Regions from separate parts of the Homo sapiens genome. Here region 1 is linked to region 2. Evidence: chromatin loops called from intact Hi-C (ENCODE). Cell type or tissue: endothelial cell of umbilical vein. All regions are shown on one strand.

Region 1 (2,500 bases), 360 kb after region 2:
CAATAATTGTTTCCACAAGGAATGCCACATTATCTTCCCAATGGGCAACTGCACGCACTCCCATGCCAAATCCTAGATGCTGGAAGCTCAGCATGGGCTGCCTTCTGGACCACCACGTGGCCAGCTGGCAGGGCTGACATGAAGGAGTGGGCTGGCTGACACTCAAAGACATGACTTGGAAGTCCAGAAGACTGTCAGAGAAAGAAGTCTATATGGTGACTCACACTGAGAGGCTCTATAAGGCAGTAAAATGCCCTTTCAAACTCAGGTCTCCATGATCCTTCCTGGAGGCTGACTCCAAAGATGAACACCAACAATTCCTCTCGACCCTGTAGATGCCTTTTGTGCCTCCATCAATAGGTGGACTCGATTTCCTCCTCCTGATTGGAGCTGGCCCTGTAATTTGCCTTAACTAACAGAACATGAGAGAAGTAACCTAGTGATAGCTCTGAGCTGAACCCATAAGGGGCCTGGAAGCTTCAGGTTTCACTCTCTCGGAACCTCGAGCCTTTATGTCAAGAGGTCCAGGTAGCCTGGTAGAGAGACCACATGGAGAGAGATTCTAGAAGTCTGAAAACTCAGGCTTCAGATCCTCCAGCCATCCCTGCTAGGAAGCTAGACACATGGCCACTCTAATCCAGCATGACCTCGTCTTAACTCATTACATCTGCAAAGACCCTCTTTCCAAATAAAAGGAGTTTTATTTGGAAAATTAAACCTCTGAGGTCACATTCTGAGGTTCTGCATAAACATAAACTTTGGGGAGACATTATCTAACCTAGTTCAAATGCTATCTTCAATGTTCCTGTCCCATTCAAGCCCCCAGGCCACTCCAGCTGCATGGGAAACTACACAAAGATGACTAGAACCACTCACACTGCAAAATCACAAGCAAATACATGGCTGTAGTTTTAAGCCACTAAACTTTGAGATGATTTGTTACAAAGTGGAAATAACCCAAACAGTCTTTTTGAGACATTAGAGAGATTTGACCAATCATCAACTTTAATTACTAATAAAATGCTAAAATACATAAATGAAACTACAGTAAAAGTATGAGAACGCTGAGGCCTTTGCAAAAAGTTGTTGGCACTTTCATAAGATGTCCTACATATTATTCATTACATTGTTTTTCTTCACCCAAGGGTTTCTGAGGGGTGATTTCCTGTCTAAAATGAGAAGGAAAATGGGGAGGGGAGAAGGCACATACAGGTCTGTGCCTCAAAATGACTGTAGAAGGCTGAGTAATATGGAAGGAATGTGAAATGCTCTGAACCAGGGAAAGAAAGTGTTGTTTGTTGTGAAGGACACTGGATTTTACCATAGTCAATAGCCCCTGAAAAAGAAAAAGGAAGGGACTGAATTGACATCTTAGTCTGCAACAATTAGAAGGTGAACAGACTTAAGGTGTAGGGAAAAAAGGGGGGATCTGGTCCTGACCATGGGTTCAATAATTCCACCCTCAACTCCTTTAGACAGAAGAGTTCAAGTCTCAGCCTTCAGCAAGTCTTAGATCAAATGGATGAAGAGTGTTGTCAATTTTCTGTAACAGCCTCCAAAAAATGTGCAGGATGAGAAATGGTAAATATTTGTCTCTTGTGACCCCAGAAACAGCGTGGGCTGACACAAAACTGTTGAGAGAGAAAATATAAAATGAGAAAACAAAATAGTCTCCCAAAAAAAGAGGTGACTAGAAAAATCTAAATTTTCTTTTCCATTTAATAACCATGAACATTGGGTAAGTTCCTTATGCAATTTGTGGTTTCAGATTCCTCATTTTTAAAAAGGGAATAATAATACCCTACTTCCCTCTGAAGGTCATTCTGAAAAGCAAATGCAATTATAAATGTGAAACCACTTTGAACAGTCCAAAAGTACATGCCAAAGATAAGGTTTCACTATTATTAGTCAGCATATATCGAAGCATGTTCACTGGGAAAACATTTTCTGCAGTGACAATTTCAAACGTGACTGATTAAAAGGAATTGCTAAAGAAATTTGCAGAACAGTAGCAATGAGGCAGCCATGATCTCCTTAACAGGATACTAAGCTCTAGTACTTCTGAATTCTCATTTCAATCCTGTCCAGGAATTTCAGAACTTTATTCTCCAAAATGCTTCCTCTCTCCCCTACCCTCATGTATTTACAACAATGATCATTATTTGCAATCTATAAACTTCCAGTTAACGTCCTCCAGGAAAACCACCTTCCTGAATCTCCACACCAGATTCAGCTGTCATCTCCTATTTACTCTCAAGTCCAACTGAGACCACTGCCAAGATGAAGCTGGTGTCTGGAGCGTATGTTTTCTCCTGGGGTCTTGATTACCAGTCAGTTTGGCATCTTACGAGATGATGGAAAGAGAAAAGACTGAATTTATTTTTCTGTGCCACTACAAAATCTCTTGACATTTGGCTTTCCAAGCAAACCTAAAAGAAATGAATTAAGTAATTAAATCCTGCTAACTACGTACAAGACAACTTCCAAACATTATTTCATG
Region 2 (2,500 bases):
TGCCTCAGCCTCCCGAAGTGCTGGGATTACAGGCACAAGCCACCATGCCTGGCCTGCCAACCCTATTTAATCAATCGGCATTCTAGCTATTCACAACTGTTCATACATCCAGTCTTTGGTTCTGTTGGGGCTCAAAAAAACATTACCCCAAAGTATGGTGCTTTGGCACGCTGAGTACTTTGAACTAAAGGAGGAGATTGGAAGGCCTCAGACGTGGCCTCAGAAGCAGTCTCTCCTCTGATCTTCTCCTGTCTTCTTTCTCCCCCTGAAGCAAATCATAGAAACCAAAATCCCCCTTCTCCAAGGTGGGTTCTTGTTCCCTGAACATTGCTGTTATCCTGTTCTTTTTTCAGGGTGCCCAGATTTCATATTGTTCAAACACACATGCTCTATAATTTGTGCAGTTAACGCAATCATCACGGAGTCATGAGGCAACATACATCCTCCTCAGCTTATAAAATGACAGGATTAAGAGATTAAAATAAAGACAGGCATGGGAAATCACAAGGGTATTGATTGGGGAAGTGACAAGTGTCCATGAAATCTTCACGATTTATGTTCAGAGATTGCAGTAAAGACAGGCATAAGAAATTATAAAAGTATTAATTTGGGGAACTAATAAATGTCCATGAAATCTTCACAATCCACGTTCTTCTGCCATGGCTTCAGCCGGTCCCTCCGTTCGGGGTCCCTGACTTCCCGCAACAGTGGGTCATAAAGCTAAGATCCCTCTTCCCCAAAGCAAGCCATAAAGTCTGAAAAGGTCACTCTTTCCCTTCTTCCCTTTCTCTTTCCAGAAAGATTCTGCCCCATACGGGGGAGAAAGCCTACATAGAGAGGCCAAAAAGAGTCTGGACATACCTGGCTGGGTCCCCCTGCCTCGGTCTATCGCCATTAGATCACACCCCTTGTCCACTCACATTTTGACATAGTTGTCCACTCTTCATGGAACGTAAGCATACAAATAGATGGTTTTCTCTGGGTCTTTGGGTCTTCATTTGTGAAGGCTCTTGCGCTATGTAAAACTTTGATTCAAATAATTTGTTACACTTTCCTCTTGTTAACCTGTCTTTTCCTATAGGAGTGTCAGCTGTGCCCCTTATGATGGGTAAGAAAATGTATCACACCTTTCCACCCCTAGTTTTCTCCAGGTGTGTGGGCAGCCCTGGGGCTGCGTTCTTCCATCAAGAAAACACAAGGGGGCGGTAGTGGCACTTGGGCTTGACGGTGGTGGGACTTAAAATTGAGTCCTAGAAGAGAAAAATAAAAATGATAGAAGGCAAAGATGGAAGAAGAGAAGGAGCAAAGATGAAAGAAGAGAAGGAGCAAGGAAAAGAAGTGTGGTGTGAAAAGAGCCAAGAACACATTTTAATGTTTTTCCCAGAGCCGTACTCCCTCCCCAGCGTGAAACAGTGCAAAGCATGGAATTAATCCACTCCAGTGCATTGTGGGGAAGAAGGTTTGAAGTGAAGGGAGCAGGGAAAGGCCCTTGCAGGCTGAAGCCCTGTAGAAGAGGGCTGGGCTAAGCAGCCTCTGGGGAAGGGGGGCACTTAGGGCCCAGACCAGCTGGCCTGCTGTTTCTTTCCACAGGCCCCAGGGTGCAACCAGCTTCTCTCACCTTAAGAGATTTCCCTGGCTTCTGAGCCAGCTGTCCCCAGCTACCACGCCCCACCCAGCCCCAGGCAAACACACGGTACATTTTCTTCTCTGAGATTTACTACCAGGAAACAGATTAAAAGGCAACAAAAATAAGCAGAGGGTGAATTACCCAGGTTAAAGGCAATCTTGTGCAGCTCCTGTGGACAGACCTCTAGTTCTTATTTTCTTTTAAAAACTAGATTGGATTGAATGCTTTGTCTTTTTTCTGAGAGAGCTAAGGTGACCAAATGTCCAGGTTTGCCCAGGTGTGAGGAGATTCCTGGAATTCAGGACTTTGAGTGCTAACCCTGGGAGAGTCCTGGTCAACTGGGAAGAGTTGGTCATCGACAGAGAGCTCAAACAGGCCCCTCCTCACCTCCAGACCAAGCTTCTGAATGAAGCTTTGCGGAAATCTCTACCAGTCAGGGCTGAACCAAGCATGGGAGTTCCTATTGGTCTCAAGTGGGCAATTTTCATCTTCAAGACCTTTACCAGGGAACCACTGGGTAGGGGCTCCAGTCTCCCCAGATGCCACACGATGTGCATTCCCCTGTGCCTGTTTCCTTACCAAAGCAGGAAGAAGTAGGATGGGATTTCTGTCTGGGAGCTCCTCTGGCCATTTTTTAGGGAGTGGTTACTTTTCTCCAGATCAGGGGACTCTCCCGTCCCCCGCTCAAAAGCATTTTTATTTTATAAACAAAGTTAAGCAGAGTTCCTTGCTGCAGGCCCTCCACTATGGCAGTGTATGAACACCATGCATTTTCTAGAGGAGCAGACTGGTTGCAGCACCTCCCAAACTATTCAATCACTGAATTTCCTCCCTTTTCTTTAAGAAACCTGCGTTCTGAAGAGCACACATGCT

Evidence for each region. Peaks named below come from ENCODE experiments on the same cell type or tissue, not always from the same donor. Only the 100,000 strongest peaks of a DNase experiment are listed, where the experiment ranks them.
Region 1: it touches region 2 in a loop (2.2-fold over the local background); 2 of 110 quality-filtered maps call a loop at or near these places.

Annotation. Positions count from the first base shown.
Region 1 is chr18:61,991,262-61,993,761 of GRCh38, forward strand. No RefSeq gene overlaps it. Among named protein-coding and RNA genes, the nearest start is that of RNF152, 100 kb to the left of the region's middle. In endothelial cell of umbilical vein, no CTCF peak of the experiment used is centred here; DNase peaks (open chromatin) are centred at 1,270 and 2,100; H3K27ac peaks cover 2,500 bases.
Region 2 is chr18:61,634,799-61,637,298 of GRCh38, forward strand. No RefSeq gene overlaps it. Among named protein-coding and RNA genes, the nearest start is that of LINC01544, 110 kb to the right of the region's middle. RefSeq lists an enhancer at 1,113-1,162. In endothelial cell of umbilical vein, a CTCF peak has its summit at 1,183 (motif pointing right); DNase peaks (open chromatin) are centred at 1,273 and 1,503.